Regions from separate parts of the Homo sapiens genome. Here region 2 is linked to region 1. The links are chromatin loops, found by intact Hi-C in ENCODE. Cell type or tissue: heart left ventricle. All regions are shown on one strand. Links, peaks and the distances in the headings refer to the core of each region. The heading gives the core; the rest is flanking DNA. Region 1 overlaps ZBTB44-DT (ZBTB44 divergent transcript). Region 2 overlaps ZBTB44-DT (ZBTB44 divergent transcript).

Evidence for each region. A loop is a pair of places that touch in the nucleus more often than their neighbours do. Peaks named below come from ENCODE experiments on the same cell type or tissue, not always from the same donor. Only the 100,000 strongest peaks of a DNase experiment are listed, where the experiment ranks them.
Region 2: it touches region 1 in a loop (2.5-fold over the local background); 17 of 110 quality-filtered maps call a loop at or near these places.

Annotation. Positions count from the first base shown.
Region 1 is chr11:130,382,000-130,397,886 of GRCh38, forward strand. ZBTB44-DT (ZBTB44 divergent transcript) reads left to right here. Exons shown (of 7, transcript NR_148980.1): 3 at 11,496-11,597; 4 at 11,720-11,800; 5 at 15,514-15,591. Among named protein-coding and RNA genes, the nearest start is that of ADAMTS8, 39 kb to the right of the region's middle. RefSeq lists an enhancer at 1,479-2,023. In heart left ventricle, for the core only: a CTCF peak has its summit at 8,145 (motif pointing right); a DNase peak (open chromatin) is centred at 7,480; H3K4me3 peaks cover 854 bases; H3K27ac peaks cover 420 bases.
Region 2 is chr11:130,317,990-130,333,876 of GRCh38, forward strand. The region is part of intron 1 of ZBTB44-DT (ZBTB44 divergent transcript); the gene reads left to right. Among named protein-coding and RNA genes, the nearest start is that of ZBTB44-DT, 11 kb to the left of the region's middle. In heart left ventricle, for the core only: no CTCF peak of the experiment used is centred there; no DNase peak of the experiment used is centred there.

The DNA of each region.
Region 1 (15,887 bases), core at 5,727-10,726:
TAAAAATACGAAAATTAGCTGGGCTGGTGGTGGGCGCCTGTAATCCCAGCTACTTGGGAGGCTGAGGCAGGAGAATTGATTGAACCCAGGAGGCAGAGTTTGCAGTGAACCAGGATCTAGCCACTCACTGCACTCCAGCCTGGGCGACAGAGTGAGACTCTACCTCAACAGCAACAGCAACAACAAACAACAACAACAGAGTCGAGCGTCTTCCTGTTATAAGTATATGTTCATCTCTGCTCTCTATAAAGACAAGAAATTAAGAAGGGGTTAATAAGAAGAGGATAAAAAGAAGTAGGGTATTTTTCCTGGTCTTCTTGAAGGTAATCCCATGATATATGTACCAGATACTGAAACCACCCAAACCAGATAGCAGTATTGTGCAGAATGGTATAGAGTAAAGAGCTCTACATTAGGAGATGAGCACTATGGCCTTTTCAAGGTGTTTAGTCCACATTGGCCTTGGTTGGCTCCTCTGTAAAATAAGACTAAATAATGACTAACCTAAGTAAAGGCAAGAGGTTCAACCTGATCAATATCTGGAGTGACTTTCCTTTTCTTTAAATCTCAGCAATACTGACAATCTAACCATCCATTCACTCATTCACTATTGCTTTATGTACTCATTGATTTGTACATTCGTTCACTCAACAGGTTTTCATTGAGGGCATATTACATTTTCTATGAAAAGAGCCCAACTCTGTAAAATATTTGAAGAGATTTATTCTGAGCCAACTGTGAGTGACCAGGGCCTGAGACACAGTTTCAAGAGGTCCTGAGAACATGTGCCCAAGGTGGTTGGGCACAGCTTAGTTTTATACATTTTAGGGAGACATAAGACATCAATCAATACATGTGAGGTATATATTGGTTTGGTCTGGAAAAGCAGGACAACTTGAAGTGGGGTGGGGCTTACAGGTCATAGGTGGATTCAAAGATTTTCTGATTGGCACAAAAAATACAAAAATTAGCTGGCCATGGTGTCACACACCTGTAGTCCCAGCTATTCAGGAGGCTGAGGTGGGAGGATTCCTTGAGCATGGGAGGTCAAGGTTGCAGTGAGCCGAGACGGTGCCACTGCACTCCAGCTTGAGAAACAGAGTGAGACCCTGTCTCAAAAAAGAAAAAAAAAAAAAAGAAAACATTCAGTTCCGGTAATCTGGGAAAGCATTAGGAAAGAGGTGACGAAGAAAATAAAACATGGTCTGTCTATAGATGCTCACAGGTGGGGAATCAGAAAGCAACAGGAGGTGGGTGGTTTGGAACTAAAGGGCTATGTAGCAGTGAATTTTGTCAGCATAAGCTGCCAGCCGCTTGTCTTGGTAGGGGCTGTCAAACTCAGTCTAGCAAGTTCCCACACAACCCACCTTGTTGGCCTCTGCAGTCTGCTTTTCTGCTTGGGTTGAAACCGTCAGTCTCTGGGGAAGGACTGTTGGCAGATGAGCCCGATGAGTTGGGGAATGAAGTTAGACCTAGGTGGTCTCCCAAGGGCAGGATTTTGTCAAGACTGACGTTTGACAATGAAGCTGATGCAAATGCAGACAGGTGGTGCCCGCTGTGCCCTTTGTGTTGCCTTCCTGTGCTTCTAACTTGGTGTGACTTGTTCAAAATCCCACCTACTACTTCACCAAGACTAGCTTTCCACACTCTGAAATGGATTTCTGTTTGTGGTCTGTTAGGCCACTGTGTGGTTTCCCCTATGGGATTCCTTTTTGTGGTTGGAGGTCAAATTCTTTCTTGCCTGCTGCTTCCAGGAATGTGTGCTGTGTGTCTCAGTGTGCTGCACAGGAGGGTCTTATTTCACCTCCCTTGAATGGAATGGCAGTTATCCAGCAGGTCTGGGTGCATGTATAAATAGAGGGATGCGTAAGCCTGCGTTTAATATCTAGCACATAAACCGGCCACCACTGCGTGCTACACAGTCATGTTTTCATTAAAGGCTGCTGACAGCACCGCAGACCATGCTGTGGGGCCCAGCAAACCACCTAATCCCACTGCTTGATCCCAGGCATAGATGGGGCAGATTTCACTGCCAGGAACAATTTCTTTCCAGCCACCGCAGCTCTGAGTTTCTGCTGCTTTTCCTGCTTCAGCTGCTCATTGCTGATGACTCTGGGTCAGACAGGCCAGAGTGCACATGGAAGGCTGAAGTGGACAGCTAATCCCCAAGTTGTAGTCTTTTTTTTTTTTTGCCAGAAGATTTAGATTCACTCCCCTGTGAATACTTTTGACTACAGAGCTGATGTCAGAAGAGCTGGTTGATCTTTTTTTCTTTTTCTTTGTTCTCGGCCATGAACCAAGAAGGGCCATTAAAAGTTCAGCATTTCAGCCAGGCGCGGTGGCTCACGCCTGTACTCCCAGCATTTTGGGAGGCCAAGGCAGGCGGATTGCTTGAGCCCAGGACTTTGAGACCAGCCTGTGCAACATGGCAAAACTCCACCTCTACAAAAAATACAAAAATTACCTGGGCATGGTGGCATTTGCCTGCAGTCCCAGCTACACTGGAGGCTGAGGCGGTAGGATCACTTGAGCCTGGGAAGTTGAAGCTGCCATGAGCTATGATCGGACCACTGCACTCCAGCCAGGGCAACAGAGCAAGACTCTCTCTCGATTAAAAACAAATAAACAAACAAAAAACAACCAGTTGTTCAGCATTTCTGTATCTTTGCCCAACTTTCTACAATGTGCCATGTGAGAGCATCACTTCCTAGTCTATACAGGATACAGTATGAATTCCTGCTTCTGCCATTCAGATTCCTCACAATGTAGTCCCAAACTACCTTTCTTTTTCTTTCTTTTTTTTTTTTTTTTGAGATAGGGTCTTGCTCTGTTGCTCAGGCTGGAGTGCAGTGGTGCAATCATGGCTTACTGCAGCCTCCACCTCCCCAGGCTCAGGTGATCCTCCCATCTCAGCCTTCCAAGTACCTGGGACTACAGGTGCACGCCATCACACCCAGCTAATTTTGTATTTTTTTGTAGCAATGGGGTTTCACCATGTTGCCCAGGGTGGTCTCAAACTCCTAGGCTCAAGGCATCCACCCACCTTGGCCTCCCAAAGTTTTGGGGTTACAGATGAGAGCCACCATGCCCAGCCTCCAAACTGTCTTTTTGATCTTATAACCACTGCACCCTTACTTTAACTTCTATGTAAGTGGATTGGTCTACTTTCCATTTTCCAATGCGCCTTGTACCATTTGTCATTATTGTAGTGGTCTCTTTGCCTAGATTGGCTCCCATTCTCTCTGCCTAGTGAAAGCTTTTCTGTCTACTGGGGCTGAGTTTGATTCTAGGGCCTCCATAACGACTCTCATCCACAGGTGTCTTTCTATAGCACGCATTATTTCTACTATTTTGTCAACAAGTAATTGTATCATAATCCATACTTTATTGTTGTATATACTGACTACAATTGAAAGATTTTAGATTGGAATTCTAGATTCTAGTCTCCCCTAGATTGGAAACCCCGTGAGGTCAGGGGTCATGCATGTGCTATGTGCTTGGTAACTCGTACAGTGTCAAGTGTTCTGTTCTACACATGAGAGGGGTTGGAAAGTGCTTGCTGATTGAATTAATCATAATCCACCCTTGAAAAAGCAGAGTTGGCAGTATTTATTAGTGAATCAAGTGACCCTTCAAGGACATTCTCTGGCTAAGCACTGGAACACTGGAATATGAAGTAGTAATTAAAGTTATTCTCAGGTCCAGAAGGGAACCCAGAGAATGTTACTCTCCTGACATCCCCTGGAGCCATCCAGAATGTCAGTTTAACTGACCTTACAGGTTGGGTTACTTCCAAAACTGTAGGTTTCTTGGATTCTATGCTATGAACTCAGAAGACCTGATTTTTACAATTATCATCCCTCAATATGTAGTTGATAATTTGTATTAAGGAAGGAACAACTGTGTCTAACTTTCTGCTAGATATTGTGGAGAATGCCTGGGAGATATATATATTTATTTATTATTATTTTTTAAATACAGGGTCTCACTCTGTCACCCAGGCTGGAGTACAATGGTGTGATCTCAGCTCACTGCAGCCTTGACCTCCCATGCTCAAGAGATCCTCCTACCTAAGCCTCCCATGTAGCTGGGACTACAAGCATTTGCCACTATGTCTGGCTATTTTTTTTGTATTTTTTGCAGAGACCAGGTTTTGCTGTGTTGCCTAGGCTGGTCTTGAACTCCTGGGCTCAAGCAATCCACCCCCCGTTGGCTGCCCAGAGTGTTGGGATTACAGGCGTGAGCCGCCATGCCTGGCATACCTGGGATATTTGTATAAGATGTGAATGCTTTTTATAAAAAATTTTGGTTTTGACCAATGCCTTTGGAATTCTTTAAGTAACTGAAACATATAGTCAGTGGCTGCAAACCTTTTTTTTAAAACAACAAATTTGACTTTTATAAACATCTAAATATCATTTTAGCTATATCTGATTAATAAAATGGAGACTCAGATACAATAATATCATTTTAGCAAAAGCAATAAACCAGGCACAGTGGCTCATGCCTGTAATCCCAGCACTTTGGGAGGCTGAGGCGGGCAGATAACTTGAGGTCAGGAGTTTGAGACCAGCCTGACCAACGTGGTGAAACCCCATCTCTACTAAAAATACAAAATTAGCCAGATGTGGTGGTGTATGCCTGTAATCCCAGCTACTCTGAAGGCTGAGAAGGGAGAATCGCTTGGACCCGGGAGGCTGAGTTTGCAGTGAGCCGAGATGGCGCCACTGCACTCCAGCCTGGGCGACAAAGTGACACTCTGTCTTAAAAAAAGCAAGAAACACACACACACACACACACACACACACAGAAAACCCATGATTTTTGCATGTGGCTTATAAAAGGGCTTTGACGGTAATTTGGAAAGATGCCTTTCAGAAATGTATTGAATTTTAGGAGCATTGCTGTAATAATAGTGGCTTTCACTGACTGAACATTTGTTGTGAGTCCTTAAGCACTCGATATTTAAAATCTTGTGTAATCCTAAAAGTAACCCTGTGAAGAGGTTTTTTGATGAGCTACATTTTAGAGGCCTGGAAGCTAATGGTTAGGATGGTTATCCAAGATGTTAACTCAGATTTCTCACACTCCAAGGTCCGTGCACCACGGTGGTGCCCACCTTGAAGGACAAACACTGACTGGTTGTGTTCAACTTAGTATTCTTAAGGCCACTTAGGGCTGTTCATTGTACAACCCCAGGAGGTGTCACTCATCTCCTGCTCCTAGCATATTTGGATAGTGTTTATGACAAATTTCTAGCAGACCACACTAAAGTGTCTTGAGGAAGGGGAGGTCTTTAATTCACAGTTGCTCAAAAGTTGAAAGTTGGTCTCAGTGCGCCATGGTCACCTGTAGAAGGCAGGGCCCTGAAACGGGGAGGGATTCAAAACCTTGAAAAGCTTTTACTTTATTTATTTATTTTTTTGAGATGGAGTTTCGCTCTTGTTGCCCAGGCTGGAGTGCAGTGGCACGATCTCGGCTCACTGCAACCTTTGCCTCCTGGGTTCAAGTGATTCTCTTGCCTCAGCCTCCTGAGTAGCTGGGACTACAGGTGCACCACCATGCCTGGCTCATTTTTGTATTTTTAGTAGAGACGGGGTTTCACCATGTTGGTCAGGCTGGTCACGAACCTCTGACCTCAGGTGATCCACCCACCTCGGCCTCCCAAAGTGCTGGGATTACAGGCTTGAGCCACCGCACCCAGCCTTGAGAAGCTTTTAGACGAGCCATGTTGGAACTGACAAATGAGAGTTCTTTCTTTATTTCTTTTTTTTTTTTTCTTGAGATGGAGTCTCACTCTGTCGCTTGGGCTGGAGTGCAGTGGTGCGATCTCCACTCACTGCAACCTCCGCCTCCAGCATTCATGCGATTCTCCTGCCTCAACCTCCCAAGTGGCTGGGATTACAGGTGCCTGTGACCACGCCTGCCTAATTTTTTTGTATTTTCAGTAGAGATAGGGTTTCACTATGTTGGCCAGGCTGGTCTCGAACTCCTGACCTCGTGATCCACCTGCCTCAGCCTCCCAAAGTGCTGGGGTTACAGGCATGAGCCACCTCACTCGGCCTTTTCTGTTTTTTTAAGACAGGGTATCGCACTGTTACCTAGGCTGGAGTGCAGTGCCACCATCATGGCTCACTGCAGCCTCAATCTCCTGGGGCTCAAGCAATCCTCCTACCTCAGCCTCCTGAGTAGCTGGAACCATGGGTGCTTACCATCACACCTGGCTAGGTTTTAAAAAAATGTTTTTATTTTGTAGAGATGGGATCTCCCTATGTTGCCCATGCTGGAGACTTTGTATTACTTAGGATCTGACACAATATCTCACTTACCTTTTTTCTGTCTTTGGAGTGAACTATATTTTCCCCTAATCTTAGGTGTTAATTTAGTTTCATGGAACAGGCAATGTACAATATTAAGAATTGATTGTATGGGAGATGCTATGGTAGGTCCCTGGCAGAAAGAATGAGGATGCGGAATGAGGAGAGAAGGATCAGTGGTGGGCATGGAGTGACATGGTCGGGGTGGGAACTCAAGAGAGATGCAAACGTGAGTAAGATGTGGGCTTGACCACAATGTATAAACGTAGAGGAGACCCAACTATGAAGGCTGTCCGTAAGTGTTATGGTGGTGGGGGCGGAAGGCATAAACAAAATCCTCTGGGTACACAGGAGATAGAGAAATACATTCTGCCTGGGAGAGCTGGAGAAAGCTTCATGCAGAGGGTGACATCTGAGCTGACTCTTGAAGGATGGGTAGGCCCCACACACACAGAGAAGAAAGGAACAGTAGCAGGAAAGCCATGAGGTGACAGTGGTCTACGGGCTAACATGAGAGTGAGCTACACGTGTTGGGGGTGGGTAGGAACTGTGGCAGGAAAAGCAAAGAACCTTGAATGTCCTCTTAAAGACTGTAGATTTTCTACGGGCAACGGGAGTCACTGAAGGTTTTTGAGCAGAGGAGTGGTGTCTTTTGATCTTTTGATTTTCCAGGGCTGGCTCCTTTGGCGTGTGCGGTTACCTGGTAGCGTCGGTTATATGATGTGGTGCGAGACTGTGCTTTCACTTTTCCTTTCCAGGGGAGCCCTCTCAAGGAAGAGAACATTATTGTGCTTTTATCTCCTTTTGTCCAGCCTTAGTTTGATCCTCTGTTTGCCATTTCCCCTCTCTTCCCTTTGATGTTCTTGGCAAGGGAAGAGTTATACCATTGACATCTTCCTATTGACATCTGTGTCAGGTATTTGATTCCTAATACCACATGATTATTCTTTTTGATGAATCAATGGGCAAGGAAATAAGTTGCTCTCACTGTCCATGGGTTGGAAACCCAGGAAAGTTTAGGAATAAAAGAGTCGAAGAAAGCAGCACACAGACAGAGAGGTGGGACGTGCATGAGAGCAGAGGACAGCATGCCGTGGTTGGAGGAGGTCTCAAAATAGAAGGTGCTTCTCTTGGGATTCACACCGCGGGCCTTGGCAGGCAGCCCACCCTTATCGTCATTAATTTCCTGAGTTCAGAATTGGGTACCACACCCTGGTGTTAAGCTGTTAACCTCCAGCATCAAGGCCACAGCCGCTGGGGAGAATTCTTTTCTCAAGCTGTGGCCTCGTCAGAGTTGTCCTCTGAACATGCCACAAAGGGTGAATGTTCCATCCAGTCCCACAATTCTGGAATTCTATGTATACTTATGTACCTCCCACGCCTTTCCTCCAGGACACGCACACACAGAGCAAAGTCTTCCTATAGCGGGCCATGATGCTGCAATTGCAGAGTATGTAAGTGTATGTGTAGGCGTGTGTATATTTGTAAAAGCAGAAGTGCACGCATACGTGTGTGTGTGCATGTGCATGCACATGTGTATAGGGGCATGCGTGTGCATGTGCACACAGAAATATGTAGGCTTTCAATACATAGAACACGACTTTCCTTTCAGACCTTTCTTTCTTCTATTGCCTGAAAGTATAAAACCTGAAATAATGTGGATAGTTTGAGGAAACCAAGGATGTTTCTAGAGCCTGGCTTTTCATAGGCTCTAGAAACAGAGCTCTGTCTGCTCTAGGTTTCGAGACTGGTTACCGTTCTCAGATCCAGGAGTTCTTTAGACGTCATCCAGTTTTCCTTGCTATGTGCTGTGAAATTACAGCCGTGCCATCAGTAGAGGGCTCCCTCAACCTTAGAAGCTGGTGAGAATGCTTGAAGGCCACGCAATGTAAATGGGAGAAAAATGCAGATCTGACTGTGAATTTTAAATCCAGTGCCCCAAAGTACTTTTGAAGAGAAGAAACCCTAACCCATCCTGAAAACAGACGATTTCAGCAAGAAGGTATTTGTAGTGTTTACATTACATGACACTGTTTAAATTCCTGGATCAAGGTCAGTGTAATGTTTATGCTCAGAGTAACACATAGCTAAGTTATTCTTCAAAGAACGCAAGAAGCAGGGCAACTCCCTGACCAATGGTTTAATTGTTTCTGGACGCGTCACTCATGTTCCTAAACTCAGGGTTTCCTAACTATACAATTACAGAACCATCAATCACCTTCAGTCTCAGTCCTGGGCCAAAGCTTTGCAGATGCCAGATCTCAATTTGGCATTTACCCAGATTTGTGCCAGCTAAACGTCAAGTGTCCGGCTGATAAAGCACCATGTCCGGGTGTTGAATGCCACAGTCTGCTCAGGTAATTGCAGCTGGCCAGCTGCTCTGCATTAACATTGAGAAGGCTGAGTGGTGGATATGCAGGCAGGGGAAGGAAGCCGGACACTGCTGAATCAATGTTTATCTATTGGTTGATATGTCTCTTTTTTACAATTTTTGAGACAGGGTCTTACTCTTTCACCCAGGCTGGAGTGCAGTGGCACAATCCTGGCTCACTGCAGCCTCCACCTCCTGGGCTCAAGCAATCCTCTTGCCTCAGCCTCTCAAGTAGCTGGGCCTACAGGTGCATGCCACCACATCTAGCTAAGTTTTTTAATTTTTGTAGAGATGTGGTTTTACTATGTTGCCCAGGCTGGTCTCGAATTCCTGGGCTAAAGCTATCCTCCCACCTCAGCCTCCCAAAGTGCATGAGCCACTCACTGCACCTGGCCTAAAGTTAGTATCTCGTGAGAGTATTCCGATTTTCCACTCTGAAGACAAAGTGGTCTAGGATCCAAGAGCATGTATTAGTCGGAATTGGAGTGTTCTCTCCCTCGAAATGTGCTAGGTAACCACTGTCCCGGTTTTGGATTGAACTCTTTTCCTTATGAGCTCTAGTCGGCCAAGCACGCTCCATTATTATAACATCATCTGAGACATGTCACAATGAATAAGGCCACCACTTGCTTGGCTTTGGGTATGTGTCCCTGAGGAAACTGCAGGAGCACACCCCAAATTCCTTAACTACATTTGGGAGGTATCTTGGGCTTTTAATTGGGGGTTGTAAGGACATATCTGGGCAGTGGGTGAGGCTTCCTGATGTTCTCAAATTCTGGAGAAAAGGAGACACCATACAATGTGACCAAAATCTACCTCTGACCCGTCTGCTATCAAAATGTATCAAACACAGCAACAAAGCCAAAGAATCACCTGCAGACTGGGGGGCGGAAGGGCTTGGGGACTGGAGAGAAAGCGGAGTTCGTGAGGTCAGGGTCTGTCATTGTGAACTGTATAGGTTTCCAAGAAGTAGCATGAGTCTTCTTCATGATAGAAAGGTAAATGCGCACAACTAGAAGTCTTGGGGAAGCCACTCCAGCCCACTGCAGTGGGAAACTTAGTGATTTCTGTTTGTCCTGGCTTCCTCCATTCAGATGTTTCTCATCAGCTACGTTCAGATTGATTCCATTTGCAAAGCTCTCCTGGCAGTCTCGGCGGAGCAGGCTTGGTGGCAAAATCTCTGGCATTTTCTGATCCTGTCCAGGCTCTGCTCTTCTTGTGTAGTTTCTTGGCGCTTTGGCTCCCAAGCAGAAACTGGCTAAACAGAGGCTGCTGCTGAACAAAGCCAAATGTAAAACAGAACATTGGAACGCCAAGCGGAGTGGTTTTGCTAAATGTGGGGGCTGGGAATGGGCAGAGGACAGTGAGGGATCAGGAGAGGGAGGGACCTCCTTAGAATCGGGCTGAATTACGCCCTGGTGAAAGTCTGTCGCGGCCCCATCATATCCGCATCCTCACTCACTGTGCAAGATCAAAGGTTGCATCCTTTCGCTCTCCAGTCTCACTAACGAACACAATATTTGGGTTGCACCCAGCAGCACCCTCTCATTTCCTGGCCCCCGTGAAGGTGTATGATCCTCGAGGCCCTGACACCTCTCTTCCTTCTCATCATCCATCAGCCCTGCCTCGCAGCCTCTTGTCAGTTTCCTTCTCGGCATCCCCCTCCCCAGCTGCACTGTTCCACACCTGCCCCATCTTTTCTTCGCCCACTTGATGCTAACATTTCCTGTACTGTTCTGAAGGGTCCTCATCCTCCCTCTCTTCACACTGCCGCAGCAGGGCGAGGAGGTCCAGTTGGAGAAACTGCCAGTTTCTCCCTTCCAGTGTCAGGAGAGGGAGAAGGATGCTGCTGTCACGGCCCCTTGGTTCTCTGTTGCAGGGGCTGACAGCACGCCTTCTGTTACTCTGGTACTTCATCTTGCTGTCTGGATTTAACTTCCCCACGAGCAGATCACACAGTCTGAACTTCCGGTGGATAGCTGAGTATTAGGAAGCAGGGAGCCCACTGGCTTTAAGTCCAAGATGTTTATCGAGTCCAGTAAAGCGGATTCACACACACATGCACAGGCACATCCGTGCACACGATCATGCAGTCTTATGGTTACACAGTTCAAAATTCAAAAGGTGCAAAAAGGCAGAGAGTGAATGTTCTCCCCTTTGTTTTCCCCTAGCTTCTTAGTTCTCCTCAGCAGAGGCACCTGTGTTTAAGCATCTCCTCTTCTGGGCGTGTTTTATACACATTCAGACAAATATGTGCTTACACTCACATATTTCTTCCACAATTGGTAGCATACCATAGATATGGTTCAACACCTTGCTGTTTTTCACTTTTTAAAATGGCTGCATAGTATTTTTTTTTCTTTTCTTGAGATGGAGTTTCGCTCTTGTTGCCCAGGTTGGAGTGTAATGGCACGATCTTGGCTCACTGCAACCTCCGCCTCCAGATTCAGGAAAATCAAGAGATTCTCCTGCCTCAGCCTCCTTAGTAGCTGGGATTACAGGTACACACCACCACGCCTGGCTAATTTTTTGTATCTTTAGTAGAGATGGGGTTTCACCGTGTTGGCCTGGCTGGTCTTGAACTCCTGACCTCACATGATCCACCCACCTTGGCCTCCCAAAGTGCTGGGATTACAGGCATGAGCCACCGTGCCCAGCCATGGCTGCATAGTATTTTGTTGAAAGAATTTCCGTAATTTATCTAACTAGTCCCGTACAGATGGGCATCAGGTTGTTCCCAATCTTTTGCTATTATAAAAAATAAAGCTGACATTTTGATCCTCACATCTTGTGTTTATTTCCCAAAGGCTTAGGACTCAGAGGAGAGAGGAGTGTGGTCTACACTGCACATCTCTGCCAAGCCTGGCACGGGATTTGAAGTTCCACACCACTGAGCCAAACACATCCAGGTCTGCTTTTTTGTTCCCCTTAATTCCCTCCAACTTGCCAGCATGCACAGAATTTATGCTACCAATTTTGGTGTTCACTAAATTAGGTAATTTTATGCGTTTCTTTATCTTTCTCTGCCTAGACCCTCTTCCAACCCGGGGATCTGGTGGTAAGCAAAATACTATTCCAGCAAGTGATGCCCCCAGTCTCCTAAGGATATAAGGTATTGAATTTCCTACATTCATGTAGTGTGTTGTAATTTGCAAACCACCGTCACACAGCATTCTTTCATTTGATTTTTGCATACATTTTTTGAGGCTGGTAGGACATCTTCTAGATGAAGAAACTGAGGCTCAGAGGAACTGACTGAATGGCTTGCCCAAGGTCACCTAATTGGTGAATGGCGAAGACAAAACTCAAAACCAGGCCATCTAACGCTCCGCCTGTTCCTTTTCTAACACGTGCTGATCCTTTAGCATATATATGACGTCAAAGTCAGCTCTCAATTTGCAATATGGTGGGAGGCTGAAGTTCTAGCAAATTTGCCTCCAGATTTTATTTTCATCACCAGATAGGGCGAGGCTATTGGGAATTAAGGACCAATACATCCACAGTGAGCCACTGGGATAGTGCGTAACCTAATCAGGGCAATGCCAGTTGTCCACGGAGCAGGAGAAAGTGTGTTGGAGAGGAGGGCCAGGACTGGAAGCCTCTGACCTAAAAGCACATGCTTGATGTGGAGGTCAAGGCGTAGGCTTACAAGCTGGGCAACAGGGAGCGAGGAAAGGAATGCGCATTTACGGAGCGTCCACTATGGGCCGTGCTGACCCATTAATCACTCCCAGAACTTGGGAAGGACACTCACAGAGATAGGCCAAGGCTGTGCCAGTTCACACCAGTCTTGTGGTGCTCTGCCCAGCAGATGGGGGACATTCTCAAGGGTGGGCAAGGGGCTTCATAAGTGGTGATGCCCAGTGCTGAGGGATAGGTTCTGGGCTCATCTCAGAACAGCCTCTTCTCTCCAGAGACTCAGGCCCAATTCCGTGTGTGTGTGGCTCTGCCTCTGTCAGGATGAGGCTTCTTTGCAGCAGCTTCTCAGCTCTGGGAGCACATGTTTCTGGCAGTTTTCTGCATCTGTTCACTCTGATGCTTGGATGTACTACTCGGGCTGCAGAGAGCATGCTTCGAGGGAGCTGTGGACGAGGTTCAGCGGCACCAATGCTGCAGACAGCTGAGCAGCCCCCTGGGAGGCAGGGGCTATTGAACAGGCATGAACTCTGGGCACGCTCCTGAAAGAGAAAGCCATACTTTCCAGGGGCACTGCTGAGTATCCCCATGGTAACCCAGGACTGGGTTATCACAGGCCCAGATGCTGAGCTGAGGACTTTAGGACTTCTTCTATAGGCAGTGGGAATTATTGAAAAACTTTCAGGAAAGAAGTGACAAGATTAGACTACATTTTAGAAATACTTCTCTGTCAGCAATTCACTCATTTTTTCTCGGAACACTGAGATCGTTAGCTATGGACTGACTTGTGTCTCCCCAAAATTCATATGTTGAAGCCCTGACTTCCAAAGTGACAGTATTTGCAGCTGGGGCCTTTGGGAGACAATTAGGTTTAATGAGATCCTGAGGGTGGGGCGCTTGGGATGGGATTAGTGCTCTTATAAGAAGAAACTGCAGAGAGCTCCCTATCTCTTCTCCACACACGTGCATGGAGGAAAGGCTGTATGAGCACACAGTGAGAAGGCAGCCATCTGCAGTCCAGGAAGAGAGTGCTCACCAGAACTCAGCCATACAGACTCCCTGAGCTCAAACTTCCAGCCTCCAGAACTGTGAAAATACATTTCTGTTGTATAGGCCATGCAGTCAGTGGCATTTTGTTACAGCAGCCCAAGCTAACTGAAACAGTGCATTACCACATGGCCAGCACTAGGTTGGCTCCAAATATCCATCAGTGAACAAAGAGTCCTTCCCCTCATGGAGCTTGCAGTCTAGTCGGGTGGAGGGAAGCATTAAATGAACAGTATTAATCCCAACACTCTGGGAAGACAAGGCGGGCGGATCACCTGAGGTCAGGAGTTTGACACCAGCCTGGCCAACATGGCGAAACCCTGTTTCTACTAAACATACAAAAATTAGCCAGGGGTGCTGGCACGTGCCTGTAATCCCAGCTACTCGGGAGGCTGAGGCAGGAGAATCTCTTGAACCCGGGAGGCAGAGGTTGCAGTGAGCTAAGGCTCATCATTGCACTCTAGCCTGGGCAACAAGAACGAAACTGTCTCAAAACAAACAAACAAAAGAACAGTCAATGTGAGATACATAGAATTGTTAATTATGAGAGTTACAGGGACCTCACTTAGATTGGAGGAGATAGGAAGGACTTTCTTAGGCTGTGATTGTCAACCTGAGACCCTAAGGATGAGTTGGGAAAGCCATGGGGGAGCACGAGAGAGAGCATCCCAGGCTTGGGACTGGCATGTGGGAATCCGCTAAGTGAGAAAGGGCTTGGTGAGCAAGTGACAAAAGAAAGTGTCACCAGGGGGATAGAGTGACATAAAATAAGACTGGGAGCTAGTAGGTGGCAGTCCACAGAGGAGCTTGGAGGGCTTGTTAGGAGGTGTGGATTTTTTAAAAAAATTCTTTGTGCATTTGGAAGCCATTAAAGGGTTTCAAAGGGTTTTCAATGGAGAAGTGAAATGATCCAATTTTCTTTTCTTTTCTTTTTTTTTTTTTGAGGCAGAGTCTCACTCTGTCAGCCAGGCTGGAGTGCAGTGGCATGATCTCGGCTCACTGCAACCTCTGCCTCCCTGGCTCAAGCAATTCTCCTGCCTCAGCCTCCCAAGTAGCTGGGATTACAGGCGTGTGCCACCACGCCTGGCTAATTTTTGTATTTTTAGTAGAGATGGGGATTCACCATGTTGGCCAGTCTGGTCTCGAACTCTTGACCTCAGGTAATCTGCCTGCCTCAGCCTCCCAAAGTGCTGGGATTACAGGCATGAGCCACCGTGCCCAGCCCCAATTTTCATGTTTAAAAGATCACTGAGTAATGTGAGGATGGGATTAGAGGGATGTGAAGTGAAATGGGACAGGGCTGTTGAAGCCATGCTGGGTGAGGGGATGGAGAGCCCCCTGAAGGCAGCAGCAATGGAGACGGAGGAGGAGTTTGCATTTGAGGGCCAGTGGATAGGAGGGGTGGAGAAGAAGGGGAAACAGAAGATAGGTCCTGGCCAGGCACAGTGGCTCATGCCTGAAATCCTAGCACATTGGAAGGCTGAGGCAGGAGCATCACTGGAGCCTAGGAGTTGCAGTGAACTATGATTGCACCACCACACTCCAGCCTAGGTGACAGAGCAAGACTCTGTCTCTTAAAAAAAAAAAAAAAAAAAAAAAAAGATAGGGTATAGGTGTAACAGCTGGGAGGAAGAGAGTGAGTTTGACTTTGAGCAAATTGAGTCAGGTGGGAAGTTGGAAACATACCCAGCCTGTGCAGAAAGGAGTTATCACAGCGGGCCTGACACTGCTGTTCATAGAAACACCTGCCTGCAAGGTTGGCCCTTGGCTGGCATCTGGGAACTTGGCTCTCAGAGCATCCCTAGTTAACAGTTAACTGATAAGGTGGTTCCCCATGGCTAGACTGTCTGTGCAGACAACACAATTTATGCCAAACACCTACTTTCCATCTGAGAGTCTAGGATTTTGCTAGGCAGAGGGTGCCCATGTGACCAGACCCCAGTTAAGACCTTTGGGCACTAAGTCGGTACTGGGCTTCCCCAGGCAGAAATGTCACACGTGTGTTGCTGCATTTTTACGGAGGGACAGTGGGCTCTGTGGGACCCTGGTGGTCGGAAAGAGCATAAGGAAGCCTGGCATGGGTTCCTCTAGACTCTGCCTGTGCCTTGACCCCTTATGATCCAGCGTGTGTCCTCACCACAGCAAAAGGATAAAGCCTCGCCATGAGCACAGCTGTGTGCTGAGTCCCAGGAGCCCTTCCAGAGAACCTTCAAACATGAGGTAGGCATGGGGGCCGCAGACACACAGCCTCTGGATTTAAATTTGGGAGTAATCAGCAGATAGGAAAAAATGGAAACCATAGGGGTGGATGGGATCAGCCAGGAAGAGTGAACAGAACCCAGAGGAACTCAACAACTTAGGGATAACAAGAGGGAGAGGGCATGCAGAGGAGGCCAGGATGCAGGCACAGGACTGAGGCAGGTCTGTTGGACTTAGCACAAGGTCATCGATGACCTTGGCAACACAGTCCCGTGGGCAGTGGTGTGGGGAGCTGGCTTGTTAGGGCGTGAGGAAGG
Region 2 (15,887 bases), core at 2,514-7,513, 67 kb before region 1:
AGATGGGTCTTGCTATGTGAACTTGGGCTCAAGTGATCCTCCTGAAGTGCTGGGATTACAGGCATAAGCTACCATACCTGAGCCCTTTCCTGCTTTTCTTTCTCATTTAACATTTAAATATTTTATCATCCTTCCACTCCACCCCCACCTCAGGTCTGAAGAATTTATTAACGAACAAATGACCGTGAGGCCCTTCAGAGCTCAATGCTAGATGCTTGGAGAGGGTGTGAGAAAATCTCAAAGAAGATTAACTTTGCAGGAGCCCTCTTGTCTGCTTTGGCTCTGGGCAGGGTCAGTTTCTGTGGCTTCTGCAGCCTCCCACCTTTTTCCTTCTTGAGCTGGTAGAGACTTGCCTCTGGGTTGCTGGAATATACACACCTTTCTTTGACACTAGGTTAAATAATACTGCTGGGAGGATTTTGTGAAATCAGAATCCTGTACACAGGTGAAAAAAACAAATGTAGACAGTATGAGGAACCTTTAATTATTAACTTGGTGTGGATGATTCTGAGGAATTCAAATTCCAGGCAAATTCCAGGAGTTATATTTCAGCCACGAGCTCTTTGGGGGAATAAATTCTGCAAAAGATGGCACTTCCTTGTGGAAGACCATTATAACTGAATGGAAACTTAGTTATTTAGTCCAAAAGCATTAGCATTAAGGCATGAATCCTTTCTACCCGACCTTGCCTCCTTATTAGATTAGATTATACAACTACATATATAAAAAATTAATCTCACTCTCTTACCCTAAAATTTATACCTCTTCTAGTGTTCACATTTTACCATTCACCCAGTGAAGCAGGGTGACTTTGCTACTTTACTACTGTATCTCAATTCCAATCCATCAACAAGTCCTGTTGAATGTGTCCCTCTCCACTGCCACCGTCCTAAAATAAGATGATACTAGCTTGTGCCTGGAGAATTATAATACCACTCACGTGGTTTCCCAAATGCACTCTCCCTTTTCCTCATTCTCTACATGGTCGCCAGAGTTGCAATGCATAGCAGTGATGTCAGCCAACAATGGCTTCCTATTGCTCCCCGGATAAAGTCCCAAACCCTCAGCGTGGCTTTCACACCGCTGTGCAATCTGGGCCCTTTCACTGTCTTGAGCTTCATCTCTTAGCTATGCTTTTTTGGGAAATGTGCCAGTTGCAGAGGCAGTTTTGTTTTTTCTTTTCTTTTTTTTTTTTTGAGACGGAGTCTGACTCTGTCGCCAGGCTGGAGTGCAGTGGCGTGATCTTGGCTCACTGCAACCTCTGCCTCCCGGGTTCAAGCGATTCTCCTGCCTCAGCCTCCCGAGTACCTGGGACTACGGGCGCCCGCCACCACGCCCAGCTAATTTTTTTGTATTTTTAGTAGAGACGGGGTTTCACCATGTTAGCCAGGGTGGTCTTGATCTCCTGACCTCGTGATCCGCCCGCCTCAGCCTCCTAAAGTGCTGGGATTACAGGCGTGAGCCACCGCGCCTGGCTTCTTATTCCCCCTCCCCCCCCCCTTTTTTTTTGAGACGGAGTCTCGCTCTGTCACCCAGGCTGGAGTGCGGTGGGCGATCTCAGCTCACTGAAAGCTCTGCCTCCCGGGTTCACGCCATTCTCCTGCCTCAGCCTCCCGAGTAGCTGGGACTACAGGCACCCGCCAACACACCCAGCTAATTTTTTTGGATTTTTAGTAGAGACGGGGTTTCACTGTGTTAGTCAGGATGGTCCTCGAACTCCTGACCTCGTGATCCACCCGCCTCAGCCTCCCAAAGTCCTGGGATTACAGGTGTGAGCCACCACACCTGGCTGAAATGTATTTCTTAAGTAAGACCTGAAAGTAGAAATAGCTCTGTGATCCATGGACAGCGGAATAGACGTTGTGTTAGCAGGCATGGAAACAACATTAATCTTGTACATCTTCATCAGAGCTCTTGGGTGACCAGTTGCACTGTTGGAGAGCAGTAATACTTCAAAAGGAATCTTTTTTGAGCAGTAGGTCTCAATAGTGCACTTAAAATATTCAGTAAACTATGCTGTAAACAGATGTGCTTTCTTCTTCAGGCTGTGATGTTTCATTTATAGAGCACAGGCAGAATTGATTGAGCATAATTGTTAAGGGCTCTCGGATTTTCAGAATGGTAAATGAACATTGGTTTCCACTTAAAGTCACCAGCTGCTTTAGCCCCTAACAAACAAGTCAGCCTGTCTTTTGAAACCAGCCACTGCCTTCTTCTCTCTAGCTATTAAAGTCCTAAATGTATCTCTCTCCAATCTAAGGCTGTTTTGTCACAAGAAGCATAGCTTTCAGCTTATCTCAGCTTTTGATCTGTCTTTCTCACTAAGCTTAATCAATTCTAGATTTGATTTAAAGTGAGAGACATGTGACTTTTCCTTTCACTTGATCACTTGGAGGCCATTCTAGGGTTATTAATTGGCCTAATTCCAATATTGTTGTGTCTCAGGGAATAGAGAGGTCTGAGGAGAGGCAGAGAGACTAGAAACAACTGGTCAGTGGATCAGTAGGAGCACACATGTTTATTAAGTTTACCATCTTACATGGGTGCAGTTTGTGGTGCCCCTAAACAATTATAATAGTGATCAAAGTTCACTGATCACAGATCACCGTAACAGTTATAATAATTAATGAAAAAGTTTGAAATATCGTGAGAATTGTCAAAATGTGATAGAGACATAAAGTAAGCGCATGCTGTTGGGAAAATGGCTCCAATAGACTTGTTCGATGCAGGGTTGCCGCACACATCTTCAATTTGTGAAAAATACAGAATCTGCAGAGTGCAATAAGGTGAGGCACAATGAAACAAAGTATGCCTATATACTCTAATCTGTAGGAATACACCATACAAATCTATATATTGAAGAGGAACTAACCTCAATTTTGGGGGGTTCTAAATTTATAAATCCCAGGGAAGAGACTTACTGGTTTAGCTTGGTTTGAGTACTCATCCCTAAACCAATCAACTTTCTTAGAAGAAAATGCAGCCTGGGCGCAGTGGCTCACGCCTGTAATCTCAGCACTTTGGGAGGCTGAGGCGGTTGCATCACAAGGTCAGGAGATCGAGACCATCCTGGCTAACACGGTCTCTACTAAAAATACATTAAAAAAATTAGCTGGGCGTGGTGGCGGGCACCTTGTAGTCCCAGCTACTCAGGAGGCTGAGGCAGAGCTTGCAGTGAGCTGAGATCCCGCCAGCCTGGGCGACAGAACGAGACTCCATCTCAAAAAAAAAACAAAACAAAACAGAAAATGCAGCTTTCATGCCAGATGTGTGGATGCTATGGGGCAGTTTCTAGGAGAAGGAACTATACCAGGCAGATAATCTCATAGTTGAGCACATGCATATTTCTTTCCATAGTCTAATTTCATAAATTCTCTTGTCTAGCATAATGCAGTTTTCCCATGTAGAACAGACACCTTGCCTACTAAATGAGAAACAAGTAAAAGACATGACCAGCTACTACATTTATCTTTCATTTCCAGAATCTCAGTTGATCAGGTCTGGATGTAGTTGTATATAATTTTGCAATCTATGGGCTAAATGACAGATGTAACAGCCCTCAAAACAATACAGTCGTATCTTTTGCAAAGGTCCTAAGGTCAGCTCCTGTTGTATGAGAAATTACCTTGGGGCAATGGTAGCCTCCTAGACCCTTAGGCAAAGCTATGTCAGGGGAAGACCCACAGGCCAAACTAAGTATCTAGAATCCCACAATTTATTAAAAAATTTAAAACACTCAGTGAGAAGTAAGAGGAAAGAGTGAGGTAGATTAACACCCTTTGGGTAAGGTACAAGCAGGGTGAAGGACCATACTACCTGAATCTAGATTACACAATGTTCATAGTCCTGTCTTTCCCCTTGCTGTGCCAGCTTTTCTTTCTGACGGTGAGGTTATGAGGATCAGAGGTGATGTCTAAGCAAGGGAATCCACCAGACGGAAGGTGTATGGAACCAGTATACACAGGGACTTGCCTATTGGAAAGACATAGGGATAGGTATGCATGGCAGTAGCTGTATCTCATCAATCAGCCTGATGAGTAGGTCTCAATTTCATTTGCATTTTTGGGGCAAAGGACAAATGGGGTTAGAATAATATCAACTATGAGTGGCTGATGTAAGTCTTCAACAATGTCAAGGGCTTAACGTGTCTCATGTATATTTAGTGAATCATGAATATTTGCTATGTCTTGGTCCTTCCTTCCCTTTCTATCTACTTTAGAACATGTATGTTCTAACATGTCTGACATGCCTGTTAGAAATGCTTGTTTCCCAGTGCCACAAAGAAATACCACTTGAACGTAAATTTAATTTTCTCAGCAAGGCCATTTTTACTTTCTGCAGAAAGGGCACACTAGCCAGCTGTTTTGCCACGAGAGTACACCGAACAAAGGAGACAGGGTTATTTATAACCTGACACGTCTACCCTACTGCTGTGTGTGGTTTCCATTGCCTGGAATAGGACCTGAAATTCTGTATTTGTCCCAACTGGCTAGCAACTTAGAACTTTCTAAAAGAGACAAAAGCAGAGGAGAACAAAGGAAGGAGGCAGTAACTTGTGGAATGCTGAGAAAGGTAAAAATACCTCCAAATAAGGAAGAGGAACAGGCTATGACCTAATGCTTGCTTGGACTAGTATAAGCATGCCAGGGCAAATATTTAGGCTAAATTGTGGGAGCTAAGAACACAAAGTACATTGATTTCTTTATTACGGCTAGCAGATATCTGAGAATGTTAGCACAGGTCTTTGAATAAATTTTGCTTCTAAGAGAAGTTACTATTTATTCCTAATTAGACAGGGAGGAAAGTCTTTTTGAAGAGGAACCTCTACTTTACTTTTTACATGCCATTTGCTTCCACACTTGGTTTCACTTAGCCTTTTTATTTTTTGTTTTCTGCTCTATTAGTAAAACTGAAAATTCTCTAAAAATTTAAAATGTGCATTACAAATTGAAGATCATGTATAGTCAACATTACTGTTGAAGATCTCTTAAATTGCCCATAAGGCACAATATATTGCATTTATGAGCCACCTTGGAGGCTGACATTCTGTCTCTCAGTAAGTCCAACCTAGAGGATTTTCCTTGCAGCATTGGAACAGATGGCTCATCCTTCTATTGAGCCCCAGAGGAAGTCATTGGCTTGCATGTAGGACTTCTAGACTTGGACTCAGACTGCTAGATGCCCACACTATGAGAGGCACCTGGAAACAGACCAACTGAGAGAATGACACGTTTGTGTCTTCTATATTCTGCTTACTTTGGGCATTAATTTGCTTAGTCAAATGATGCTTATACTTCCCTCTCTCAAGCCTTCTTCAGTTCATATGAATTAAATGTGTGTACATTCTATTTCTAGGGTAAAAAAGTATTAAATGATGAAAGACAACTAGAATATCCACAATTTTTAAAAAACTCTTTAGAAAAGAAGAAAAAGAAGAGCAACCTACAGAGGTCACTTGCCCAGATCTTATAGCACATCTTGCTGGAGGAAGACAATAAAGTAGATCATAGGGCCAGCAAACTTAATGTGCATCTGTTTGTTAATTTACTTCCTTAAGAGTGGATTAAGTTCAGTATGGCCGCCCCAGGATTCTGCTAGGAGGGTTTTCCTTATTTGTATCCAACAGGGCCATCCCTGAGTATGATGATTAATGTTATGTGTCAACTTGACTAGGCTAAGGAATACTCAAATAGCTGGTAACACATTATTTCTGGGTGTGTCTGTGAGGATGTTTCTGGAAGAGATTAGCACTTGAATCAGTAGATTAAGTAGAGATCACCCTCACCAACATGGGTGAGTGTCATTCAATCCATTGAGGACCTGGATAGAACAAAAAGGTGAAGGAAGGGTGCATTTGTTCTCTCTGCTTGAGGTGGGACATCCATCTTCTTCCACCCTCAGACAGCTGTGCTCCTGATTCTCAGGCCTCGGGACCCAGACCAGGATTTCCATCAGCTCCCCTGGCTCGCAGGCCTTCTGACTTCTGACTCACCATCAGCTCTCCTGGATCCAGCTTGCCAATGGCAGATCGTGGGACTCCTTGCCCTCTAATCGCATGAAACAATGCCCACAGTATGTCTCCTATTAAATAAATATATATCTAATCTCTTATTTGTTCTGCTTCTCTGGAGAACCCTGACTAGTACATTGAGAAACAGCTTGGGGAGGATTCCTCTGAAGGGGACTCTATTTTAGCAGTAGACTCCATGTTGGCGAATACATTTGAGCTGAGTCTTATCTTACGGGTTGAGCAATAATCACAGGTGATTTTGCAAGGATTGACTTTTGTTTTATTTTATTTTATTTTGCAGTGCTTAAGACTGAAACAGCTCATTGCATTCATTTTTGAGGACAGTGTTTGCTAATAACCCAATGCAGAAATCATTTGTGGTTAGGATTATGATCTAATCATTCACCAAACTTATAACAGATGATCTTCACTGGGTCACAAAAAAATTGCACAACAGTGGGGTAATTAATATTTTCTTATAAAAAAATGGAACTCTCATAGTAGCCATCTAGATGGGGGAGAAGGTGTTCTCAATTTTGTTATGTGTTTTTAATTCTGTTTGGCAGTTATATTCCATTTTTCTGGCTCATTCATTCTTTTGCACTTAGAAGACTATTTTCTATCATCTCTTCTGTCAGTCCTCCAATACTTCCTTTACCACTCTCTCTCAGTTGATGCCCATCATAAAAAACTACCACAGGCCGGGTGCAGTGGCTCACACCTGTAATTCCAGCACTTTGGGAGGATGAGGTGGGTGGATCACCTGAGGTCAGGAGTTTGAGACCAGCTTGGCCAACAAGGTGAAACTCCGTCTCTACTAAAAATACAAAAAATTAGCTGGGCATGGTGGTGGGCACCTGTAATCCCAGCTACTTGAGAGGCTGAGGTAGGAGAACTGCTTGAACGTGGGAGGTGGAGGTTGCAGTGACCTGAGATTGCGCGATTGCACTCCAGCCTGGGCGACAGGGTGAGACTCTCAAAAAACAAAACAAAACAAAACAAAACAAAAACAAAAAAAGAACTACTACAAATATGGTGGCTTAAAACAACACACGTTTTTTATCTCACAATCTAGAAGTCACAAGTTGGACAGAAGTCTCCCTGGCTTAAAATCAAGATATAGGCAGGACTATGTCCATTTCTGAAAGCCATACAGAGAAGCCCTTTTTGCCTTTTCTCCTTTCTAGAGGCCACTTGTACTCCTTGGCTCATGGTCTCCTTATTCCATCTTGAAAGCCAGCAACTCTTCTCTGCCCCTTTCCCCATCATCACGTTTCTCTCAACCATGTTCTTCTGCCTCATTCTTCCACTGTTTATTTTGTTTTGTTTTGTTTTGTTTTAGATGGAGTCTCGCTCTGTCACCCAGGCTGGAGTGCAGTGGTGTGATCTCAGCTCACTGCAACCTCCACCTGCCAGGTTCAAGCAATTCTCCTGCCTCAGCCTCCCGAGTAGCTGGGACTGCAGGCGCGTGCCACCATGCCTACCTGATTTTTTGTATTTTTTATAGAGATGGGTTTTCACCATGCTGGCCAGGCTGGTCTTGAATTCCCGGCCTCGGCCTCCCAAAGTGCTGGGATTACAGGCGTGAGCCAACACACCCAGCCCCCTTCCACTGTTTTTAGTAATAGCCATAGTGAAGATATAGTTCACATACCACATAATTCATGCATTTAAAGTGGACAATTTGATAGTTGTTAGTATATTCACGGAGCTGTACATCCATCCATTACCAGAACCAAGTCTGGAACATTTTCACTATCCCCAAGAAACCCTGTGCCCTTTAGCAATTATCTTTTATTCTTGCCCTCATTCCTAACCCTTGGTAACCACTAATCTGCTTTCTGCCTTTATGGATTTTCCTCTTCTGGCCTTTTCATGTAAATGGAATCACACAGTATATGCTCTTTTGTCACTGGCTTTTTTCACTTGGCATGCTTTCAAGGTTCATCCATGTCTCAGTACTTCATTCTCTTCTTCCACTTTTAAGGACTCATGTGATTAGATCGGGCCTACCCTGGTAATCCAGCAAAAGCTGCCCATCTCATGGTCCTTACTGTTTTTTGTTTTTGAAAGAGTCTCGCTCTGGTGCCCAGGTTGGAGTGCAGTGGCATGATCTCGTCTCACTGAAACCTCTGCCTCCTGAGTTCAAGTGATTCTCCTGCCTCAGCCTCCTGAGTAGCTGGGATTACAGATGCATGCCATCACACCCAGCTAATTTTTGTATTTTTAGTAGAGATGGTGTTTCACCATGTTGGTCACGCTGGTCTCGAACTCCTGACCTCAAGATCCGCCCGCCTCGGCCTCCCAAAGTGCTGGGATTACAGGTGTGAGCCACCGCGCCCGGCCCACAGTCCTTACCCTTAATCACATCTGCCAAGTCCCTCTGGCCATGTAAGGTAACACAGTCACAGATCTCAGGGTTTAGGACATGGACATCATTGGGGGCCATTACTCAGTCTACCACAATGAATATCCTTCCTATTTCAGAGAGAAAATAAAAGCAGTCAGAGGAGAATGGAGAATTTCCCCTATTCCCCAGCATGTGGAGCCATGGACTCTGCCTTCTCCCAGTCAAGATGGTACAGAATCTCATATTCCCAGCATTTCTCATCACAGAATTCCCCTTTCTGTCCTGCTAGCAAAGGCCATGCTGCCACTCAGCGCCGGACCCCTTCTCCTCTCGCTTACTCAGTGGCACTGTTGGAGCTACCCTCCCCTCTCCTGCATTATCATTTTACTTTTCTCTTGGATCATTTCAATTGGCCTAAAACAACTTGTAATTTCACCCTTCTGAAAACAAAATCCTTATTTGACCCCTTTCCCTCTTCTACTAGTGCCTCATTTCTTTGTTCCCCTGACTCTTTAAAACAAAACTTCATGAAAGATTTGTCTATGTTGTTTTCAATTTTTCTTTTTCAATTATGGTTTCATTTTGTCAGAGAGTCATTAAACATTTTTTTTTCTTTTTCAATTTTTTTTTTTTTTTTTTTTGCAGGGGCAGGTCTCACTATGTTGCCCATTCTGGTCTTGAACTCTTGGACTCAAGCAATCCTCCCACCTCGGACTTCCAAAGTGCTGGAATCACAGGCTTGAGATACCATGCCCAGCCAATTTATTGTGGTTAAGTATATATAATAGAATTTACCATTTTAAGTGTTTTCAAGTATACAATTCAGGGGCACGAATTACTTTCACAATGTTGTCCAACCATCAACACTGTCCACTTCTAGAATTTTTCATCATTCCAAACAGAAACTGCATACTCCTTAACCAATAGCTTCCATTCTCCCCTGCCCCCCAGCCCCTAGTAGCACCATTCTACTTTCTGTCTCTGAATTCGACTACGCTGGGTACCTCTATAAGTGGAATCATGCAGTATTTATTCCTTTGTGTCTGGCTTCTTTCACATAGCATAATGTTTTAAAGGTTTGTCTATATGGTAGCATGAGTCAGAATTTCATTCCTTTTCATGGCTGAGTAACATTCCATTGTATGCATATAGCACATTGTATTTATCCATTTCTTTCTTGTTTTTGTTCTTGTTTTCGTTTTGAGACAGAGTCTTGCTCTGTTGCCAGGCTGGAGTACAGTGGCACAGTCTTGGCTCACTGCAACCTCCACCTCCTGGGTTCAAGCGATTCTCCTGCCTCAGTCTCCCAAGTAGCTGGGACTACAGGCATGCGCCACCACGCCCAGCTAATTTTTGTATTTTTGTAGAGACAGGGTTTCACCATGCTGGCCAGGATGGTCTCAATCTCAACCTTGTGATCCGCCTGCCTCGGCCTCCCAGAGTGCTGGGATTAAAGGCGTGAACCATCACGCCCGGCCCCATTTTCTTGTTGATGGACACTTAGGTTGTTTCCATTTTGAGGCTATTGTGAATACTGCTGCCATGAACATGTGCATACAAGTATCTGTTGAGTCATTTCTCTTAAGTTCACTACAGTTAGGCTTTCACTCTCACTGGTCAACACAAATTGTTCTTGTCAAGGTCATCAGTGACCTCTGAGTTGCTGCAGCCAATTATCAATTCTTCATTCTCATCTTATATAACAGTGCCATTTGCATTGATCATTGCGTCCTCCTTTAAGTCTTTTCTTCAGTTACCTCCAGGACACCACCACACACTCCCAATTACCTTCCCACCTCACTCACCACCTTAGCCTCCTTTGTTAATCATCCTTGCTGCCCCCTCAGTAGTCTTTGGAACTATTCTCTTTTCTGTCTGTACTTTCTCCCTTAGTAATATCTTCCAATCTCAAGGTGACTCCAACTATTTACTTGACACGTCCACCGGATAGCAGGTGAGCATCTTACATTTAACATGTTGCAGACTACATTCCTGATCATCCCTATCCTCCCCATCAAAATATGCTCCTTTCGGTCTTTCTGAACTAATTCAATGGGATCCTTCTAGTTGCTTAGGCACAAGTCCTGGAATCATCTTTTATTCCTCGATTTCTCTCCCATCCCTTGTTCAGTCTATTAACAAATGCTGTTGGCACCTTCTTTAAAATGTTTACACAATCTGCCATGTGTGGCGGTACACACCTATAGTCCCAGCTTCCATCTACTCAGGAGGCAGAGGTGGGACAGGTGCTTGAGTCCAGGAGTTCGAGTCCAGCCTGGACAACATAGCAAGACCCTATCTTGAATACACACACACACACCCCCACACACTTTGATCATTTTTCTCCATCTTTACCACTACTGCCTTGAGGCAAGTCATCAACATCTCTTGCCTGGATTATTTCCATAATCTCCTAACTAGTCTCCTTGAGTCTTCTTTTGCCTCTCTCCAGTTAATACTCAATACATCAGCAAAATGATGCCATTAAAATGTAAGTTTCTCATGTTATTCTTGTTAATCAAGAAGCATGAAAGGCCGGACTGCAAAGCAGTTAAGACACTTATTGGGGTCTTAGGAATTGTGATTCAGGAGAAACAGATGTGGTCAAAGGCCACATTGTGTTCTGAAAAATAAAGTGGAATAGTAATTTTTAAAAAGATGCCGAGGGTGATTACACTAGTTGTTTTGAAAGAATTATTGTTGGTAGAGGAGGCTGGCTTAGTACATGAGTCCATAGTTCATTGGTTGTAGCTGTTTAGGCGTTATAGTGCTGGCAAAATTTATCTATTTTCCAAGATGTTTTGGTCATGGGGATTTGGCCCAGTTCAAAGGTTTAAGGCAAGTTTCTGGGTTTTTTTATTTCCAAGGTTGCAGGTTTTATAGAATTAGTACTTCTTTGAATGGCTTCCCAATTTAATTTGATTTAATTATTTATTTATTTTTGAGACAGGGTCTCACTCTGTCACCCAGGCTAGAGTATAGTGGTGTGATTGCAGCTCCTGGAAGCGTTGACCTCCCAAGCTCAAGTGATCCTCCCACTTCAGCCTCCTGAGTAACTGGAACTACAGTCACATGCTATCACACCAAACTGATTTTTGTAGTTGTTTTTAGTAGAGACAAGGTCTCACTATGTTGCCCTTGAACTCCTGAGCTCAAGCAATCCTCCTGCATTGGCCTCCCAAAGTGAAGATTACAGGTGTGAGCCAATGCACCCAGCCCTGATTTAATTTTAGAGCTCTGAACCAGAGTGACGCCATTTTGTATATCACATTTCACATTCCCTGTTTTGATCAAGATCTGACAGGAGGCAGCACTGCTGATCAATTATTATTGGTTGGCCATAGATTTGTTACATATTGTCTTTGGAGCTAGAAATGTCTGTTTTTAGAGTGGCTTGTCCCACAGAAGTGAGCTGTCAAAAGATAACATGCAGAAATTGGCCAAGTTGGAGTAACAGGGGAGCCATTTTCATAAAGAGTCCTGCATTAGTCTATGGCAATTAGCTGTACATCAGGAAAGGCATACATTTGGTTAACCACGTGTAAAGGTCATTCTTCAGCCTTCTTTCCTGAAATAGATGATGAGATTTCAGGAAGGAGATAGAAGGCGATTGTGTTTCTTTTGGTGAGAAGCTTTCTTGGTCAGATAAAGGAATTCCAGAGGGAGACTCTCTGTGCCCTTGGAGAGAGAGGAAAAAGACAAAATTAGAGGGACCTTGATTCTGAGGCTTATTTCTGAGGCCTTTCCATTTTCAAAAGCACTTAACATGTCAAAGCACCATATTTTTGGGGAAACATTCTCTGCAAACAACATTTCCATATGAAACTTCCCTAGATGTTTCACACACTGAAAGCTGAGTTGGTGGCTGTGGAGAGAATATTTCAGTTAATAGCTGAGTGGCAAAGGATCCCATTAACCCAGTCTCCCATTTCTGGAAATAGGCCAGCCCCATTAGACAGCTGTATCTGATTTCAGGAGATGGTGTTGCAGACAGGCTCTCACACAGAAGAAACACAAAGGTTAATGTTTGGAACAGTATAAACCAGTTTCTTCAGAGTTTGGAGGGCAGTCAGTTGGTGTCTTGATGTTAAACTCAAAGCATTCTCAGCTGAAGTAGAAATAGGCGGTAGCAATCTGACAGCTTTTCTGGTCTGTAATTTGCATATCACAAGGTTGTTTATTCATGAGCTTCAGCTTGCAGGCCCTCCAGAAAAAGGTAGTAGCAATTTCAGTGAGTCCAAGTCAGAAAAATGGAATAAAATGTTGGAAACATTAGTTTGGAGACTTGTAACCAGGAAGGAATTCAAAATTCAGTCTGAATTGTAGGCAAATAATAGAAACAATGGTCAGTGGTAGAATCTAATAACAGGTGTACTATAGTTTTTTTTCTGAAACATAATTTTTCAATCTCTAGTCCCCCATTTCTACCAAAGATAAATCATAGCAGAACCAATTTAATTGCAGAATAATTTTAGTCCTATTATACATGGCTTGATTATTTGCATAAAGTAAAGCAGCAATAGTGATTGGCTATATAGGCTCTTTATAAATTGTCTTTGCAGGGGCTTTTTCATAAGAACCTCAGATTATATTTTTAAAAGCTGGCCAGGCATGGTGGCTCATGCCTGTAATCCCAGCACTTTGGGAGGCCAAGGTGGGCGGATCACCTGAGGTTGGGAATTCGAGACCAGCCTGGCTAACATGGAGAAACCCGTCTCTACTAAAAACACAAAATTATTCGGGCGTGGTGGTGCATACTTGCAATCCCAGCTACTTGGGAGGCTGAGGGAGGAGAATTGCTTGAACCTGGGAGGCGGAGAAGATCGTGCCATTGCACTCCAGCCTGGGAAACAAGAGTGAAACTCTGTCTCAAAAAAAAAAAAAAAAGCCTCTCAAGGGTAGGAAGCCACGCCAAGGATTTTCCATCAGATTATACGTGTAATAACTACACAAATTGGATGAATTCTTCTCTTCTCAAGTGAAAGGCAATGGAAGGGGACCGTGGATCAATAAGGCCGAGAGGCGAGACAAAGAGGGCAAAAATCTTTATTGAGCTCTTGGGCGAGGTTCACTGGCCCGCAGGGGGAGGGCCAGGGAAGTCGCGCTGTGCCAAAGGTGCAGCGCGCTTTTATGGATGCTGGGTGAGGAGTGGGCGGGGTAGGGGTGGGGTCGGTTGAGTTTCGCGCTTCTGAGTGTGACACGCCCTAGTGGGCATGCGCGTTAGTCGGGGTGGCGGGAACAGGAAAGGTGAACCCGGAAATGCTGAGTCAGGGTATGTGAGGTGGCGATCGCCATCTTGGAGTCTTCACCGGAGTCCAATCATCAAGGTCCCCAAAATATCTTGAGGTTCCTGGGCCTGTTAGAAAGTGACATTCTTTACTTACCATAGGATCAAAAATCCTTTAAAGAAACTGTATAGACAAGGAACCAGGACAGTCTTTTTCCAAGTCTGTTGACTTTAAAGTCAGTTTCAGTTCCTTAAAGCAGCCCCATCACATATGAAAATATGACATTCCAGCCAAAGCCTTGGTAAAATAACCAGTGTCTCTAATTGTGTCCTATCACAAAAGAAAACAGATTATTACTGAGTTTATTCAAATACCTATATTGCCATAAAATAAAAATACTCATTAATAGTTTCCAAATTTTGAAGATATCAGTTAGGGAGAAAAGTAAATATTTCCATTTTGCTCACAAAAGTATACTTTCCCAATTACTGTAGGTTATAAATAGCTTAAGAGGAAAAAAAGTTTTTTTTTAACTCTGGAAAACAAAACAATTAGCAGCATACCTATAATCCCAGCTACTTAGGAGGCTGAGGCGGGAGGATTGTTTGAACTCAGGAGTTTGAAGCCAGCTTGGACGACATGGCATGGCACTGTCTCAAAATAAGTAAGTAAATAAAAGAATGTTTCAAGCAAAAAAGTCATAAACATCATTTTAGTCATTTATCAGGTTAGTCCCATCTACTTAATTATTGTTCTGTATGATGTCAGATTAGCAATTTTATGAGTCCAGTTTTTTTTACTGGAGTTTCTTTTTTTTTTTTTTTAACCCAGTCCACTTGAATAATCTCAAAGTCGTAAGCAGAGGTCTCTATTTAAAAGTACCTTTCAGAGGCTTTTTCATGAACCTCCTTGAAAATACACCACCTTAGGATTTGCAAAGAGCTCTTAGAAAAAAAGCATCAGAATGAAGCAATTTACCAAGACATATCAAGAGTTTTAGGACTTTCATACAATTTTGGAACATATATTAACACATTTATACAAATATAACTCAAGGAAAATTAAACACGATTTCTAAATTTGACAATGCTTTCTATACGATTTTAACATATCAGATAAGCCCAATATGTCTCTCTTAAGAGTTCCAGGGGCTCTTTTTGGCATGTCCAAAAGTTAGTTTGAAGTTAAAAATAATTTAGAATTCAAAATCTGCTTTTGGGTAGTTTGTCGGATGGCAATGGTTTAAAACACTTGATTTAAAGCTAATTTTAATATTATAAACAGATCTATCCAATCTCAGTCAGCCTTGACCATACAAGATAATGGTTCCACAACCCTTTTATAACTTCTTACAGATTTTTTTCCATTCTCTTTCCCCCCACAACTCTCTACATCCATTCAATTTTGTTTGTTTGTTTGTTTGAGACAGAGTCTCGCTCTGTTGCCCAGGCTGGAGCACAATGGTGGGATCTCAGCTCACTACAACCTCCGCCTCCCACGTTCAAGTGATTGATTCTCCTGCCTCAGCCTCCCGAGTAGCTGGGATTACAGGTTTCTGCCATCACACCTGGCTAATTTTTGTATTTTTAGTAGAGACAGGGTTTCACCATGTTGGTTAGGTTGGTCTTGGACTCCGGACTTCAGTTGATCCACCTGCCTCAGCCTCCCAAAGTGCTGGGATTACAGGCATGAGCCACTGCACCCAGCCTCATTCAGTTTTATCTATTATTTTTAAAACTTTTTTTAAATTTGTATGGGTACCTAGGGGATATATATGTTTATGGGGTGTATTTTGATGCAGGTGTACAATGTGTAATAATCACATCAGGGTAAACGGAGTATCCATCACCTCAAGCATTCATCATTTCTTTTTATTTTGAACATTCCGATTATATTCCCTCAATTATTCTAAAATTTATGACAAATTATTGCTGAATGTGGTCACCCTGTTGTGCTATCAAATACTATATCTTATTAATTATAACTAATTTTTTGTACCCATTAACCATACCTATTCTATACCCCCACTACCCTACCCAGCCTCCGGTAACCATCATTCTATTCTCTATCTCCGTATGTTCAATTGTTTTAGTTACTAGCTCCCACAAATGAGTGCTAACGTGAGAAATTTGCCTTTCTGTGCCTAGCTTATTCCACTTAACATAATGTCCCCCAGTTCCACTCTTGTTGTTGCAAATGACAGGATCTCATTCTATTTCATGGCTGACTAGTACTCCATTGCGTATATGTACCATATTTTCTTCATCCTATCCTGTTGACACTTAGGTTGATTCCAGAT